2 separate regions of the Homo sapiens genome follow, and region 1 is linked to region 2. A link is an interaction called in ENCODE POLR2A ChIA-PET data of the cell type or tissue named here. Cell type or tissue: PC-9. All regions are shown on one strand. Each heading gives the region's core, and the rest is flanking DNA. Links, peaks and the distances in the headings are about the cores only. Region 1 overlaps KIAA0232. Region 2 has its middle 16 kb from the start of BLOC1S4.

The links. Peaks named below come from ENCODE experiments on the same cell type or tissue, not always from the same donor. Only the 100,000 strongest peaks of a DNase experiment are listed, where the experiment ranks them.
Region 1: POLR2A ChIA-PET joins it to region 2 with 21 read pairs; 14 of 35 experiments call an interaction of 5 or more read pairs at or near these places.

What each region holds. Positions count from the first base shown.
Region 1 is chr4:6,793,390-6,803,571 of GRCh38, reverse strand. All of the region lies in intron 1 of KIAA0232, which reads right to left. Among named protein-coding and RNA genes, the nearest start is that of KIAA0232, 16 kb to the right of the region's middle. In PC-9, for the core only: no CTCF peak of the experiment used is centred there; no DNase peak of the experiment used is centred there; H3K27ac peaks cover 1,932 bases.
Region 2 is chr4:6,728,273-6,736,272 of GRCh38, reverse strand. No RefSeq gene overlaps it. Among named protein-coding and RNA genes, the nearest start is that of BLOC1S4, 16 kb to the right of the region's middle. RefSeq lists enhancers at 1,497-1,791, 2,623-3,529, 2,941-4,140. In PC-9, for the core only: no CTCF peak of the experiment used is centred there; a DNase peak (open chromatin) is centred at 3,472; H3K4me3 peaks cover 775 bases; H3K27ac peaks cover 2,531 bases.

The DNA of each region.
Region 1 (10,182 bases), core at 2,183-10,182, 65 kb before region 2:
AGAAATTACTATACTTGAAATTTTAATCAGGGTAATCTTATCCAAATGAATCCTTCAAGTATTTTCTAACTACCAGTAACTACGTAACTACTGGAATCTTCCAACTATTACCTAACTACCAGTAACCAGATAACTTGAGAGCTGTGTGACAGACCCTTGAACATTCATGTTTCAATGTTTGGCATTCATGTTTGATAATGTCAAAGATTTGTGTAATTTATCAAAAGTCACCCCCTACAAATCTTTCTCTTACCTTGTCTTCTCAATCTATATTTCCAACTACTCATGGAATATTTCCATTTGAACTTAAGGGAGCTGGGCTTCAATTTATATGAGAAAGTCCATATATATATATATATATATATATGCACTCATTTTAATTTCTTTCAAGAGGTAAAGTATTCTTCTGTCATCCAGGCTGGAGGTGCAGTGGTACAATCATAGCTTACTACAGCCTAGAACTCCTGGGCTCAAGTGATCCTCCCACCTCACCTTCCACAGTAGCAGGGACCACAAGCATGCACCCACCAAACCTGGCTTTTTTTTTTTTTTTTTTTTTTGGTCAAGACAGAGTATGTTGCTCAAGTATGCCCAGTATGTTGCCTAGGCTGGTCCTGAACTCTTGACCTCAAGTGATCCTTCCATCTCAGCCACCTAAAGAGTTGGGATTACAAGCATGAGCCACTGCCCCCAGCTATATGCACTCATATTCGACTATTACTCTTCTTTCAACCTTCTGTCATTTTTTCCTTCCTTGAGAGAACCTCACACCAATTAATTTCATTCCTCTGTGCTCCTTACATCACCAACATACCACACCTTGCTCTATACCTGAATCACCACTCTGTATTCTATGTTATAGCAAAATCCCCTTTCTGTCTTTATGTCCTTGGGGAAGACGTGAAGATGAAGCATTCTGGTTGGAGTCAACTTCCATCAGAAGAAAAGGTTAATTGTGCACTGTAACTCTGTTCGTACATAAGACACACACACACATAGTTATTTAGTAAGGGGGCTGGTGGGTTGGGGGGGGTTGAGAAGAGTCACAGAGAAAGAGAAAGAGACTTACCCCATATTTCTCCAGAACGCCAACCAATGAGTCAAATGAAATCAATCAAAAAATTTCTAAGAAAAATATTGTCCAACCATGGCACGCTGTGATGTACAACCCAGACCCTCAACTGAAGGCCATGCAGCCCCAGCTGCTGGGAGTGCTCCGTCAGCCCCTTCAAGTACTGCTGTGGCTACAGAGAACTGCCTCACCCGACATCTTGCCCTCTTCCAGGCAAGTCATCCTGACTGACTCAGAGAGCGTACAGGCCTGGCTACCCAGCCCAAGCCGGGACAGCTCCCACGGGCTATTCTAATGGGGTTGGCCAAGGCTATGCTATAATTGGGCATGCAAGGTAGTTCAACTTCTCCATTCCCTGAGTCTGGACCCTACGAGCAAGCCCTAATCAACATTCTGCATGCTAAATTGTCTGCATTTGCTTCCCAAAGTACCCGCCTTCCCAGAGAACCCAACTTGTGACACTCATGAAGGAACTAACAGCCCTATCAGGATCAAGGGCCCCTTTATTGCATAAATAAATACCCACCACCATTTAGTGGGTATTTATTATGTGCAATACACAGTGAGGGATACAAACTTTATCTGGAAGGTAATGGTGGCATGTATACAAATAACTTCTAAAGCTAAAAGAGTATGATTTCAGCACATGCACAAAATGATCATCCTCGCAGGCCCTGTATTTTTCTTTGTACTGCAAATAAACCAGAATCCACGTTTCTACTTTATGAAAACCCTATGTTCTACATTTAAAAACATGGATATGCTAATTAAAGTCCTAAGCACTGTAAGCCACTTAATAGCACCTTTCTCTTTTTTTTTTTTCCTTTTCGTCCTGTCACCCAGTCTGGAGTGCAGTGGAGCAATCATAGTTCGCTGCAGCTTGGAATTCCTGGGCTCAAGCAATCCTCCCACCTCAGCCTCCAGAGTAGCTAAGACGACAAGTGTGTGGCCATCAAGTCCAGCTTTTTTCTTTGGTAGAGATAGGGTCGCACTACATTGCTCAGGCTGGTCACGAACTCCTAGGCTCAAGCAATCCTCCCACCTCAGCCTCCCAAAGGGCCAGGATTACAGGCATGAGCCACCATGCCTGGCCTAGTGGCATCTTTTCAGTCTCCTATAACCACCATCCACTTATTCTTTGAACAAAGGTGAACTGAACAAAGGTGAAATGAATCTCTAGAACTGCATTGTCCAATGAATATGGTAGCCACTAGTGGCTATTTACATTTTAATTAATTAAAATTAAATAAAATTGAAAATTCAGTTCTTTAATGGCACAAGCCACATTTCCAGTGTTAATAGCCCCATGTAGCCAGTGGATACTGAATAGAAAAGACAGTGAACATTTCCATTATCAAACAAAGTTCTACTGGACACAACAGGTCTAACACATCAAGATTTGGGGAAATGCTGACAATTCCACATCCTGGTTCAATACCCAGCTGCTGAACTTAATTTCCTACAAACTAAGAAAATTACAAATTATCCTATGACCAAATTATCAAGAACTCTGTCTATATTTATATTTGTATTCCCACTACATTCCATGTTAATAAGCTGTTGGAAAAGCACTGCTGAACTGAACAAACCCTTAAGAACCTGCCTGCCCTTCCTAACTGGGCTCTTCGTATCACCCCCCTCACATAACCTTTCAGAGTGATGAGCCCAGGAGCCAACCTGGCTCTGCATTTTCTATGTGACCCAAAACTATATAAAATGTTACCAAATGACATTTCTGCCATTCTGCTTACTTCATTTACAGAATTCAAACAAGTATAATGAGCAAGGTCTTTTCCTCCAAATTTTCTTTTTTTTTTTTGAGACGGAGTTTCCCTCTGTCGCCCAGGCTGCAGTGCAGTGGCATGATCTCGTCTCACCACAACCTCCACCTCCTGGGTTAAAGTGATTCTCCTGCATCAGCCTCCTGCGTAGCTGGGATTACAGGTGCATACCACCACACCCAGCTAATTTTGTATTTTTAGTAGAGATGGGGTTTCTCCATGTTGGTCAGGCTGGTCTCGAACTCCTGACCTCAGGTGATCCGCCTGCCTTGGCCTCCCAAAGTGCTGGGATTACAGGCATGAACCACCACATCTGGCCCCAAATTTTCAAATATAATAAAATCAGAACACATCAAGAAAATAGAGCATACGTAAGTCCAGGCACGATGACTCAGTACTTTGGGAGGCCAAGACAGGCAGATCACCTGAGGTCAGGAGTTCGAGACCAGCCTGGCAAAAATGGTGAAACCCTATCTCTACTAAAAATACAAAAATTGGCCAAGCATGGTGGCGGGCACCTGTAATACTAGCTACTCGGGAGGCTGAGGCAGGAGAATCACTTGAACCCGGGAGATGGAGGTTGCAGTCAGCCGAGATCATGCCACTGCACTCTAACCGGGGCGACAGAGTGAGACTCCATCTCAAAAAAAAAAAAAAAAAAAAAAAAAAAAAAAAGAAAGAAAGAAAGAAAGAAAAAGAAAACAGAGTATATGCAAAACAAAAGCCAGCAAGGCGGAGTGGCTCATGCCTGTCATCCAAGCACTTTGGGAGGCCGAGGCGGGGGGATCATGATGTCAGGAGATGGAGACTATCCTGGCCAACATGGTGAAACCCCGTCTCCACTAAAAATACAAAAATTAGCCGGGAGTGGTGGCGGGCACCTGTAGTCCCAGCTACCTGGGAGGCTGAGGCAGGAGAATCGCTTGAACCCAGGAGGCGGAGGTTGCAGTGAGTCGAGATTGTGCCACTTCACTCCAGCCTGGCAACAGAGCGAGCCTCCGACTCAAAAAACAAACAAACAAAAAACAAAAAAACCCAACTAATCTCAAAGCAAAAACCCAATGTGTAAAAAACAGAATTCTTAGTCTCTATTATAAGAGTCTTTCTAATAGTTATGTAGTCTTAGGCTATGCCATCCACGATTTTGACTTGAGGCCAAATTGATACTTTCTAGTAGACGTGAATTTTATGTTTGTTTTATCCCAATTCCTCTGACAGACCTAGCTTTAATGTAAAGAGATGAATTTGAGGAAATGAGTCACAATTTTTCAGAAATTGTTTACCCCCAACTTTAACACCTGCTGTGGACTGAACTGTTTCCCCCAAAAAAGGTATGTTCAAGTCCTTACTCCATTACCTGTGAACATTACCTTATTTGAAAACAGGGTCTGTGAAAATGTAATCAAGTTAAAATGAGGTCATACTAGATTATCAGCCACCTAAATTGGATAAGAGACTCTAATTCAATGATCTGATGTCCTTATAAGAAGAGGGAAATTCACACAGAGACATGCAGGGGAGAATCCCACGTGAAGACAGATGCGGAGACTGCAGTAATGTACCAATGCAAGCCAAGAAATGCCAAGTATTGCCAATAACCACCAGACGCTAAGAGTAGGGCATGGACCAAGCTCTCTCTCAGAATCTCCAGAAGGAACCAGCCCTGCCAACACTTGGATTTTGGACTTCTGGCCTCCAGAACTGTGAGAAGATACACTTCTGTTGTTAAAAGCCATCCATCAAAGTTTGGGGTACTTTGTTGTAGCATCCCTAGGAAACAAACACAGCACCTCTGACTTCCTCCCCTACACCTGATGAAACTGCATTTCTTCTCGTGCAACTTTTATCTTAGTAAATAGTACACAGCAGCTGGGCACGGTGGCTCACGCCTATAATCCCAGCACTTTGGGAGGCTGAGGCAGGAGGATGGCTTGAGCCCAGGGGTTTGAGACCAGCCTGGACAACACAGGGAGGCTCCATTTCTACAAAAAAATAAAAAATTAATTGGGCATAATGTCACATGCCTATAGTCCAAGAGACTCAGAAGGTTGAGGTGGGAGGCTCGTTCGAGCCCTGGAGGTCAAGGGTGCAGTGAGCGATAATCACACCCCTGCACTCCAGCCTGTGCGACAGCGAGACCCTGTCTCAAAAATAAAGCATGTAACTGAGAAGAAAGAAAAGGGTTGGTGTCAGCATCAGAAGCATGACATATTTAAGCTTAGAAAGGGATTACCTAACCTAGTGTTGTTCAAATATGTCTCAAAGTAGTAGTAGCCAATGCTACACTACACAGGTTAAGGTGGGACAGGTGAGGAGCAGGGGATGGCCAATACCCATCACCTTGACCCCTGGCTCATGCCTTAAGTACCTAGGCTCTCTATAGTTATTTTATTCCTTGTTCATTTAATCAACATCTGAGCACCTACTCAGCATCAAACACTGCTTTCACAACATGAAAAAGCATAAGCTAAGCCAAACCTCCCATTTCATGGATTAAGAAATTTAGACAGGTATTTAGGGTCTCATGGAGAGTCAAAACCAGGGCCATCATGTATGTGCCCTATCTCCAAAGCTGGTGCCCTTTCTATCATACTATTCACTCCTCGTTTAACTTGTAGCCTTTCCTTCAAACATTTTTATGTCTCTCTTTTTTTTTTTTTTGAGACGGAGTCTGGCTCTGTCACCCAGGCTGGAATGCAGTGGCGTAATCTCAGCTCACTGCAAGCTCCACCTCTCGGGTTCATGCCATTCTCCTGCCTCAGCCTCCCAAGTAGCTGGGACTACAGGCGCCCGCCACTGTGCCCGGCTATTTTTTGTATTTTTAGTAGAGATGGGGTTTCACCGTGGTCTCGATCTCTTGACCTTGTGATCCGCCCGCCTCGGCCTCCCAAGGTGCTGGGATTACAGGCGTGAGCCACCGCGCCCGGCCTTTTTTTTTTTTTTTTTTGAGAGGCAGGGTCTGGCTCTGTCACCCAGGCTAGCTGGAGCACAGTAGTGCAATCATGGCTCACTGCAGCCTGGAATTCCTGGGCTCAAGCAATCCTACCACCTCAGCCTCCCAGGTAACTGGGACTATGGGCATACACCACTACACCCAGCTAGGTTTTTTTTTTAAGAGATGGGATCTTGCTATGTTGCCCAGGCTGGTCTCGAATTCCTGGGCTCAAGCGATCCTCCTGCCTTGGCCTCCCAAAGTGCTGGGATTACAGATGTGAGCCACCACACCCGGCCCTCTTTATACATTTGTTGAGGGTTAAAGCGAAGTCTTTTTCCCTGCATTTAGCATATCATATCCTTCTTAAAGTTTTTAGTTTGGCCATTACTGTTCACTGTCCCAACAGGCCTGGAGGCATTTTGAGAAGATGACAGGCCTGAACCTCAAGACAGAGAGAAAATGGCAACCAGCTCTGACCCCACTTTAGCCAATGGCAAAATGCAGGGTGCTACCTGATCTTTTTCAACGTCATCTTTTGCCCACCCTGGCAAGGCCTAAGTAAGTTCCAGTCAGAGGAGCTTCAGTTTCCATGACAGTTTCTATCTCATGGCTTTGGAAAAAACTGTTAAAACACTGCTCTTAAATGTGCAAGTGTGTTTTTTGGGAAATGAAATAATAAAATACAGAGGAAAAAAGTATAATGTCTAAAGAAAAAACAATCTGCCTGATACTACACTGTTATAGCTACCAACATATTAAAAAGAAGTCGACGTGCTGCATGAGGAAGGCTCTCCAACTGACTGTTGTCAGTAAATGTCCCAAAGTCTGTTCCTATGAGATGATCAGGACAGAAGGCAGTGCCAAAGGATGCTGACTAACATAACCAAGTGACCAACATATAAACCAGAAAACCAAGAATGGAAACGAAGCCCTCCCATCACGGTAGCTAAGGCCACTCAAGGAGCCTACTTGAACATTCTCAAAGACACCCTACGAGCTCAGAAAGAGCAAAAGGAAGGTAAGATATTCTTATGGTAGTTTTACTAAGTGAAGATTACAAGCTGAAAGAAAACCGTGTGACCAAACTTTTAAGGGCCATAAGAGTCACCTTCTTGCACTAACTGTGTCAAATCTTATAAATGTGTGCTTCCTTTTCTACTATCATGATTGATTCCTCAGATAGGCTATGTTAGAGCTTTCTTTAAACAGGTGGCATGAAACTCACTTAAAAAAGAACAATATGGTCGGGTGTGGTGGCTCACGCCTGCAATCCCAGCACTTTGGGAGGCCAAGGCAGGCAGATCACCTGAGGTCAGGAGTTTGAGGCCAGCCTGGTCAACATGGCAAAATGCTGTCTCTATTAAAAATACAAAAATTAGCCAGGGGTGGTGGCACACACCTGTAGTCCCAGTGACTTGGGAGGCTGAGACATAAGAATCGCTTGAACCCAGGAGGCAGAGGCTGCAGTGAGCTGAGATCGTGCCACTGCACTCCAACCTGGGTGACAGAACAAGACTCTGTCTCCAAAAAAAAAAAGAACAATATAGGGAAGGATCTCAATCCTATCCTGATCCTACAGACCATCTCCAGGACTCGTTCACTTCTACGAATAACCAATTCCACATATTACATATTAATTAGACCTAGTTTCTGATACTTTCCTTTTACTCAAGTTCTAATCAAATTTTAGTGCAGCTCACTTACGCACAAACCACACCTCTCATCATCCTCTCCTCACCCAGTCCACACCCTCGCTGGCTCCTCCGCTGGCTGCTCCTCCTCTTCCCAGCTTTCCAGGCTCTGCCCTTGGACTTCTCTATTTCCATTCGCTTCCTCCACCAGTGCCTTCAAGAGCAAAATAATGCCAGTCATATATGTAATTAAAATTTTCTAGGCCAAGTGCAGTGGTTCATTCCTGTAACCCCAGCACTTGCGGAGGCCAAGGCAAGCGGACTGCATGAGAGCAGGAGTTTGAGCTCAGCCTGGGCAACATAGTGAGACCCAGTCTCTACAAAAAAAGTAAATTAGCTGGATGCAGTGGCGCATGCCTATAGTCCCAGCTACTCAGGAGGCTGAAATGGGAGGACTACTTGAGCCTGGGAGACCAAGGCTGCAAGAAGCTGTGAATGTACCACCGCACTCCAGCCTAGGTGACAGTGATGTCCTAGCTCAAAAAATAAATAAATATATTTCTAGTAGCCATATTAAAAAAGAAACAGGTGAAATTAACTTTAATATGTTTGATTTAACCCAGTATATCCAAAATAATATCACTCCAAATATAATGAAGGTAAAAATTAATGATATATGTTACATTGTAATTTTTCACACTGTCTTTGGCATCTGGTACATAATTGACACAGCGCATCTCAATTCAGATTAGCTGCATGCAAAGTTCAAAAGCCACATGTGGGCCGGGCGCGGTGGCTCACGCCTGTGATCCCAGTACTTTGGGAGGCTGAAGCAGGCGGATCACAAGGTCAGGAGATCGAGATCATCCTGGCTAGCACGATGAAACCCTGTCTCTACTAAAAAATACAAAAAAATTAGCTAGGCGTGGTGGTGGGTGCCTGTAGTCCTAGCTGCTCAGGAGGCTGAGGCAAGAGAATGGCATGAACCCGGAAGGCGGAGCTTGCAGTAAGCCGAGATCATGCAATTGCACTCCAGCCTGGGCGACAGAGTGAGACTCCATCTCAAAAACAAAACAAAACAAAACATGTGGCTTGTGGCTGCCTTATTTAACTGCGCAATCTGGCTTACCTCTTCTAGTCCCATGATTATAAATACCACCTATGCAGAGACTGCTCCATCCTTTCCCTCTACCCTGCTTCTTTCTCTTTAATTCCAGAACTCTAATGCTACCAAGCTACTAGACAAGGAGATATCTGACTGGCATCTCAAACTTATAACATGTCTAAAGCCAAACAACACAACCCTGAATTCTCACCACCATTACCCTTGCCATGACCTTCCCCATGTCAGTCAAGGGCAACCCCACGCTATGATGGCTCCTCCTCGCACATCCCACATCTCGTCCATCAGCAAACCCTCTTAGGTGTACCTTCATCATGGATGCAGAACCAAGGCCTTTCACTTGCTCTCCTCTACCCCTCGAAATGCTCTGCTCCTCAGGTATCTCCACATCTTTCTCTCTTCCTCTTCAGGTCTCTGCTCAAGTGTCAACAGAGGCTTTCCCTGTCCACCACATACGATGCAACACCCCATCTTTTGCTCTGTTTTTCCCCTTGGCACTAATTTTCACTTCACATATGCATCTACTTGCTTATTTGTATTATCAGTCTTTCTACCCACACCCACCAGGACAGGACCGTGTGCAGCCACTATGAAGGTGCCCTGCTCAGATCACCCTTCAAGAGAAGCTGCTACAGGAAACTAAGCTGACAGCCTCAAGTTGCTACATGTTCAGAACCACAACAGCACTGACACCAAGCCATGCTTCCATCAGGCTGCCCCCAACTAATGGTTTAATCCGAAAGGGATAACAGACTCAGGCCTTTCTGTCCGGTGCAGGATGCACAGCTTCAGCATGAGAATTCCCCATCAGCTTGGTCAAGACTTTCTCAGAACTGTACAGTGACCTGAGGCTGTTCCTAGCCACTCTTCCTCTCCTCTCTTCACGGGAATCCGACCAAGTGGAAGTCAAAAGGCTCTTCCTACATACTACTCCTGCTTCCTCTCGCCTTACCCTTAATTCCCCCAATAAACCTCCTGGATGTCTAATCCATCCTGGCATCTGTACCTAGCCCAGTGTAGGCAGTCAACAAATACTTTATGAATGAATAGATCTCTAGGTAGAGTAGGGAAGCGGAAAGAACATGAACTTTTAAGTTGGAAGGACGGAAGTCTGGGCTCCTGTTCTGCCATATATTACCTGTGACCACAGGGAAGTTTTTCGGAATCTCTCTGAGTTGTAGCTTCCTCATTTGTAAAATGACAACCATCCCATCTCTCTCAGAGTTCTCAGGAGGCTTACATTAAATGGTTTATCTAAGGTCCCTAACACAACGCCCTAACAGATTAGAACGGTTAACCAGTGTTAGCTCACTCTCCCCTTATCCATTTTCTGTAGCTACTTCTAAGAATCCTTAGCCCTTTTACTTCACCAAGAATTCTGACCACTTTTTAAGAAAGCACCAAATAATCCTAGTGAATCTCTTATTCAATTGAACCTGACTGATGAATAAACTTTATTTTCATTTCTGACTCGCCTATGATGAGCTTAAGGTTTTACTTCATTTTACAAGGTGAAATCTCAGAGATAGCTATCTTAACACTGAAACTTAGGCTGTTTCGCTAAAGCTTCAAGTTAAGCATACTTTTTCAAACACAAACCAATACAAAATCTAAAACTACAGTTCAGTACCAACTTCTTA
Region 2 (8,000 bases), core at 1-8,000:
GATGGGGTTTCACTGTGTTAGCCAGGATGGTCTCAATCTCCTGACCTCGTGATCCACCCACCTTGGCCTCCCAAAGTGCTGGGATTACAGGCATGAGCCACTGTGCCTGGCCTATTTTTTATTTTTTTGAGACAGAGTCTCGCTCTGTCGCCCAGGCTGGAGTGCAGTGGCACAATCTCGGCTCACTGCAACCTCCACCTCCTGGGCTCAAGCAGTTCTCGTGCCTCAGCCTCCTGAGTAGCTGGGATTACAGGCATGCACCACCATGCCTGGCTGATTTTTGTATTTTTAGTAGAGATGGTGTTTTGCCATGTTGGCCAGGCTGGTCTCAAACTCCTGACCTTAGGTGATCTGCCCGCCTTGGCCTCCCAAAGTGCTGGGATTACAGGCATGAGCTACTGCACCTGGCCTGTGAATGTACTTACATTTTTTTTTTTCAGAGACTGGGTCTTGCTGTGTTGCCCCAGCTGGAGTGCAGTAGTGTGATAATAGCTCATTGCAGCCTCGAGCTCCTAGGTTCAAATGATCCTCCCACCTCAGCTTCCTGAGTTGCTGGAGCCAAAGGTGTGTGCCACCAGGCCCAGCTAGTTTTTATTTTTTTGTACAAGGTCTCACTGTGTTGCCCAAGCTGGCCTTGAACTCCTGGCCTTAAGTGGTCCTCCCACCTCAGCTGGGATTACAGGCACGAGCCACTGTGCCTGGCTGTGAATGTACTTAAGGTCCCTAGAATGCTACACTTAAAATGGTTAAAATGGTAAATTTTTAAGGCTTGTATATCTGACCACAATAACAAAATATTTACCTATCTATCATTTATGTATCTAGTTTCTTTCTTACACCATTCTGACCTTGTCTTCATTACGGCCTCCTCCTAGGATGTGCTACCTTGCCAGGGCCTGCAGACAACCACCTTCAACCAGCCCTCCCCTCCCAGCCCCTTCACCTGGAACGACGCAGAGTCTAGGTCCTGGGAAGTGCTGTAGTAATCAGGACGTGGAGCTCCTTAGTGTATATTTGACATCTCTTAAATGTCTCCGGAGTCTACAGTGTGCCGGGCACTTCCTGGCCATCTTGCTTGATCCTTGAGACAACTCCAACAGAAAACATTATGATCCTCGTTTTACGGATAGTAAACCTTGGGCTCACAAAGGTTAAGTGACGTGCCCAAGGTCATAGAGCTAGAAGTATGATCTGAACCAGGTCTGCTAATGCCTACGCCTTTTCCAGTCTGAGGGATCTTCATTGACTCTGGAAGATACCCAGGAGTGAACCTTCTTGGGAGTTTGGTAGTGAACTCCCTGTCTCTGGAGGTGAACAAGGAGAGACTGGGTCATGACAGAACGTGGATGCAGCAGAGCTGTCCCATGCATCGGGCAAGGGCTTAGACTGGAGAACTCTACGATCCCTTCCAGCTCTGAAAGATTTGATTGTAATTGAGGGCCAGAGAAGACACGTGACTTGCTCCAAGTCACGCAGCTGAAACCCAGGTCTCCTGATTGCTGACTGAAAATCTGAGAAAGAGGGATGGTACACGGCAGGTACGCAGCTAATGTATGGAATCAGTTGAGGACCCTGGAGACACAACTGTGAATGTATTCATTCAGTCAATGAGTAGTTGGCTGAGTTGTCTGAGTCATCACCACGTGTGAGACCCGGAAGATGTGCACCTCTGCGGGCGGACAGTGAAGGGAGCACGTTCCTAATGGAGGGAACAGCTCTTGTCAAGGCTTGGGGTGGGCGCAGGAGGCAAGGCAGAGGGCGGCTGGGTGAGGCCAGGGTCAGCAGCTGTGACATCTGGTTGATGATTTGGGTCTTGTCCCAAGGCTGGTGCCCTGACCCTTTGTGGCCATGGCCTTCTGAGACTCTATTGTGTGAGGAGCAGAGTGTGAAATGAGGTTGGGGAGGGGGACAAAGAAGCCTCAAGGAAGGAGCGTCACCAACGTGGCACGTTTCAAACTGGTGGGATTCTCATCCCCCGCTTCATGGACCTCCTTGTCTTCTGGGATTTCCTACCTCGTGGAGGCTGAGCAATTCTATCACCCTGAAACAGAACAAGCCGACACCACAGATGAGGAAGGGCGGTCCTCTCTCCCAATCCACACCCACACATGGTGTCCTCCACCTCCTCCCCTCATCCCCTCCTTCCGTCCTTTGCTCGCTGGAGCTGCTGTTACACGGGGCTCCTGCCTCAGGGCCTTTGCAGGGGCTGTTCCCCCACCTGGAAAGTTCTTCCTGCAGAAACCGTCATGGCTTGTGCCCTCACCTCATTCCTCTCTGTGTTCAGAGGTCACCTGCTCGGGCTGGTCCTTTCTGGGTCCCCTCTAAAATTCCCATCCCCGTCGCTTCCTAGTCCCTTGCTCTGCTCAACTCTTTTCTCATTGGCACCGATCCCTCTCCGATCCCTGCTCCGCAATCACTATTTACTCCCCATGTGCGTTTGATCATTTGTGACTCTTGTTGATGATCCCGCCCTCTGGAAGTAAGGACGATGGGGCAGGATTCTGTTTGCTTTGGTCATGGCTCTGTCTCCCGCCCTGGGGCAGGACCTTGTACACAGCAAGCACTCGGCAAATATTTGTTGCACAAATGAGTGGGTTTCACACGTGAGTTTTGCAGAGGGAAAGCCCAAATTCACCCGCTCTGACCCCTGAACTCCAGCCTGCTCTCAGGAGAAGCAAATTCTCCGCGTGCTCTCAAGCTGTCCTGTCCGTGTGTATATGTGCGTCGGAGGGCCAGGTGGGCTTTCCCCCAGCAGCGGCAGGCAGGAGGCGTCCTCTTCTTCAAGGCTCCAGGGCCACCTCCTCTGAGGTTTGGTGAGCACAGAGGGAACCCCGTGTGCACCGGGCTGACCGCACACTGCCACTCACTGAACTCCCCTGGAGATCCCAGCAGGTGGCCAGAGGGGAGACTGAGGCCTAGAGAGGGTAAGACACCTGCCCAGGGCCACCCTGTTAGAAACTGGCAGGGCCAGGACTGGGCCTCAGGTCCGTCTGGGGACCCTCCTGCCCACCCTGTGCTGGTCTTCAACGGGCCGGTTTTTCAGGGAGTCCTGTGGCATCACCCAGCAGCTTGCTGGTTCTGAGGAGTGTGACGTCTCTCCAGAGAGGTCTGGGGGCCCAGTGCAAAGATCACAGGCCTGCACCACCCTACGTGTGCGTGACCCCAAGCAGGTCAGCCTCTCTGGGCCTCAGTTTCCTCAGCTGTGAAATGAAGGACTTGGCTGGGCTGACTTTCAGTTCCTGTTTGGTTCTGAGCATCCTAGCTTTTTCCCATGCCCGAGGCTTCCCTGAGAAGGAGGCACTTTTCCAACAGGTTGACTGTACCTGGCTCCCTGGGCCAGGAGCTGGAGGCTTTAAAAGCAAAATAAGAACTTGGTGAGTCCTCCCGGGCTGCTCCCGCCTGCCTTCCTGCGGCCTGGCCACTGCGGGCTGCCTGGAGAGCTCCCAGCCATCAGCCCACGCCCAGCTGCAAGAACAGCTGAGTCACCCTGACGGGGCCAGTCACCCTGAGATCCAAGCAGGCCTCAGCAGAGCCGAGTGACCACCTGGGCTGGCCCAATTCGGTGCTTGGCTCTCTGGAAGGGCACCTTCATGAGAAGCCACTAGGTCAGACAGGGCCCCCCGTCCCCAGCACTGGGGAGAAACCACAGCGGCAGCCCCTCAGGATGCAGAGAGACCTGGGGGTCCCCTCGGGGTCCCTTCTGGTTACCAGCACTTTAGGCTTAAGCAGAAAGTGTCGTGGGCCCTTGTTTCTTAGGTTTGATGTCAAGAAAGCAGAAGGTGGATTTGGAGCGTAATATCTGGAGATCCATGAACCGGGAGGATCAGAGATCCTACCCATGATCCTACCCATGGGCGCGGTGGCTGATGCCTGTATTCCCAGCACTTTGGGAGGCCAAGGCAGGTGGATCACTTGAGGTCAGGAGTTCAAGACCAGCCTGGTCAACATGGTGAAACCCTGTCTCTGCTAAAAATACAAAAATTCGTAGGGCGTGGTGGCATGCGCCTGTAATCCCAGCTATTCTGGAGGCTGAGGTGAGAATCGCTTGGACCCAGGAGATGGAAGTTGCAGTGAGCCAAGATCGTACCATTGCACTCCAGCCTGGGTGACAGAGTGAGACTCCATCTAAAAAAAAAGAAAGAAAAGGAAAGGAAAGAAAAGAAAAGAAAAGAGATCCCACCTGTGCACCCATTGAAGACCAGTGCACCGTGTGCATGGGGGCCCCCAGACAGGCCTGCGGCTGAGTCCTGGCCCTGCCACCTTCTAACAGGGTGTCCCTGGGCAGGTGTCTTACCCTCTCTGTGCCTCAGCAGGAGAAGTCATAATAACAGAAATAATGGCGATGTTGCCTGGCCAGTGAGCCCTGTGCCCTCCTGGCCATCCCCGTCTCTTGATCTCTCCCTGACTCTGTCTGCAGGGTACCCCCTCTGCAGAAGGCCTCCCTCACCCTCCCCTGCCTCACTGGGTCTGTGCTCCCATCACTGCCCGCGCCCTTAAACCCGGGACCCTCTTTACCGTTCCACCTTCACTAGCACGGCGGGTCCCTGAAAGCAGCCCCTGCTCTGCACCCCGTTCTTTTCTCGGGGCCTGTGGCAGTGCCTGCACGCCAGCTGAACTCGGCAGACATAACTGAGCACAGAAAGTGTCCTGTGCAGTAAGTTTACTTTCAACAATTTTTCAGAGAGGTGTGTAACTTCTCCAAGAGTACACAGCCGGAAAAAGGCAGAATTTGAACTGGCCTCCTCCTAGGAGTTGGCTCTTCTTGTTCCATGAATCTCAGAGCCAGCTGCACATGAGGAGAGGCGCCTGTGTGTGCTTCTGTCTGTGGGACGGGGCGGCTACAGGCATGAGCTCCAGGGGCAGGGACCCTGAACTGGCGAATACCGTGCTGTCATTGTGGAACCAGAGGGTGAGAGCCCCTTGTCTCTCCCAAAGGGTCCCCTTCCTCCTCTAGGCAACCCTAACATCTTGTACAAAATGCTACCAGTAAGCGCAGTGGGGAGGCTATAATTAGGGCAGCCCAGATTTACTGGGTAGACTAGGAGACCCTGGCGAATTTCACCCCTCTGAGCAAAGGCCCTGTCACCTGGCCATTGGAGGCAATAAGACCCGCCCCCACCCCCATCTGATGATCGCACTTCCGCTACAAGCTCTCTGACAAAGGGTGGCCCACCCTCGGCTTGCACATGTCCAGTGGCTGGGAACCGCTCTACTTCCCCAGGGTGACAGATGGTGAGCAGTGACTTCTAATAGGTAGCTTCGATCCCAACCCCGCCAGGAGGCTGAATCCCTTTGGGCCCCAAGAACTGGAGAGCTCCACAAATTCGAACAACTCAGAGCGAGCGAGCTGTTTTCTCCTGAACATTGAGAGAGCTTGCTTGTTTGGGAAGACAGATTCAAAGGCAGATTCTTCGCTGGCAGAGTTATTTCTTTGGCAGTTATCTGCCTTGAGCAGAAGTGGCTTTGGGACACCCAGACAGCCCTGCAGGCTTGTGAGCCCAGATAAATGTCAAGTCCACGCCCACGGTAGGCTACGACAAAACACCCTGGGTGGAGGAGGCGAGTTTAGAGGTGGCTACTGCGACACTGAAGACAATTTTCTTCCCCAAACGAGTTGGGTTGTTCTCGTGTGATCCTAGCCAGATGGCAAGAAGATACCACTAAGGGCATTTAGAGAAAATCTTAAACGATTTTGTTTGACTTTAAAAAATCCATTCTCGGAGCTCAGCAAATGAAGTCGTTTTTCTTTCCTGCTTTTTTTTTTTTTTTTTAACTCTGATGTCATTTTGTTTTTTCTCAAAAATTTTTCACATTACAAACATCGTGTGTGTCTATTGTAGATAGCATGAAAAACTCAGTGCAACATAAAGAACAAAATAAAAATAATCTTCGATCCATCACCCAGAAACAACTGCTGTTATAATAACGTTTGGATGAACTCTGTTTCTCATCAGTAGAGTTATACTTTTATCACTTTTTTTATTTTTTATTTATTTATTTTTTGAGACAGAGTCTCACTATTTTGCCCAGGCTGGAGTGCAGTGGTGTAATCTAGGCTCACCGCAACCTCCGCCTCCCAGGTTCAAGCGATTCTCATGCCTCACCCTCCCGAGTAGCTGGGACTACAGGTGTGCACCACCATGCCTGGCTAATTTTTGTATTTTTCGTAGAGACAGGGTTTCACTGTGTTGGCCGGGCTGGTCTCAAACTCCTGGCCTCAAGCAATCCGCCCACCTTGGCTTCTCAAAGTGCTGGGATTACAGCCGTGAACCACCACGCCTGGCCAAGTTATACTTTTAAAAAAAGAGTACATAGGTTCACAGAATAGGCAGTGAGAAAACAAAATTTAAAAAATGAAACAAAGAGCACATTCTATCTCTTCTATCCACTGCATCTGAAGGACAGAGCTGCCAATGAGACGGACAAGGTCTACCCTCTTAGAGCTTGCAGCTTAGAGGGGAGACAGAAAATAAACATATAAGTTAACATTCGGATTGTTTCCAATTTTCCTCTGTTACAAACACCACTGCAGTGATTTTAGCCAAGTGTCTGAATACTCATGCGTTGATTGCCTGAGAAACTCTCTAAAAGTGGGATTTATGAGATGGGTTTTTTGCATTCCATAAAAAATCTCTGTAATGATCACCTTTATGCATATTTGTATGAAAATTATGTTGATATTATCTGATAAGTACCTCTTCTGCCTGCATTAGACACTTTTCAATATAGATTTTTTAGATCAGAAGGGATTTTACAGGGTTTCTGTCTAGGCGAACCCCTCATCCCTCTCCAGCATCACAGCTTACATAACCCCAGGAATGGAGAGCTCACTCCTTCCTCAGAAAGTTCATTCTATTTGCATGGCTCTGCCTCTGGGAAACGTTCCTTTATATTGACATAAAACAGATCCTCCTGGGCTTCCACTAGTGACCCCGGTTCCTGAGCCTGCACAGAGCAGATCCAGGCCTCATCCCCGCACCCACCCTGCTGGGCTGGAGGTCAGCTCCACAGCCCCTCGAGGTCCTCCCTTTATGCGCACTGCTTGCCTGGCTCTCACCCACTGCTGAACGGCAGTTCCTTTCTTGGGACTCCACTCCAGGACTGCCTCGCCTCCCCCAGGGAGGCTTCCCTGACCACCCCTCCCCAGGGAGTAGTGGGCTCTGCACCTGGCCTCTGTCCCTGCCTCCATGGAAGCCCTTCTCATGGCCTGCCCCCCCTCCCTGGGCTGCACCCTGCCACAGGGCCATCTCTGCAGGCAGCAGGCACTGGATGAAAACCTGTTGCATGAATGAGTGGAGGACGGGATTCTAGTGTCTGTATCTCTGACAACTTCCGTGACTGCGGCATTCCCTGTGTTGGATGCAGGCCACTGTCCTCCACTGTAAAATGGACACACAATCAGCTTTCTGCTCTTGTTGGTCCACTTGTTAGTTTACTTAACAAGAAGTGCTCACTCAACAAGTCCTGGGAGCCCACACTGTCCTGGGAACTGAGGACACAGGGCAAGCAGGGCAGGACAGGTCCTGGCCCCGGGGTGCTCCAAGTCTAATGGAAATAGGTAAATAAGCATTAGCTCCATCAGTGAGGTCTAGAAAGGAGCTATGCAGGCACTGGACAGAGAATTCCAGGGAAGCAGCTCCTAATGTGGCGGGGGCAGCCACCCAAGGAAGTGGGTGTTCCAGCGGAGGACGATCCAAATGCGGCGGGGCAGCTGCCCAGGGAAGTGGGTGTTCCAGCGGAGGGCGATCTTCACGTGAAAAAGCCAGGGGCAGGATTCCAGGCCCAGGGAACAGCAGGTGTGAAGGTCTTGAGGTGGGACAAAGCCAGGGTGACCCCAAAAATGGATGAGAGGCCATGGGACTGGCCTTGGCATATTCATTAAATCAAGGTTCATCGAGCAGCGGTGTGTGCCAGGCCTGGGGCTGATGGTGCGTTCTGGGTACCCTGGAGAGGAGCCTGCCCCACCACTGCTCTGGAAGGGCTTAGAGGTGAATGCGGAA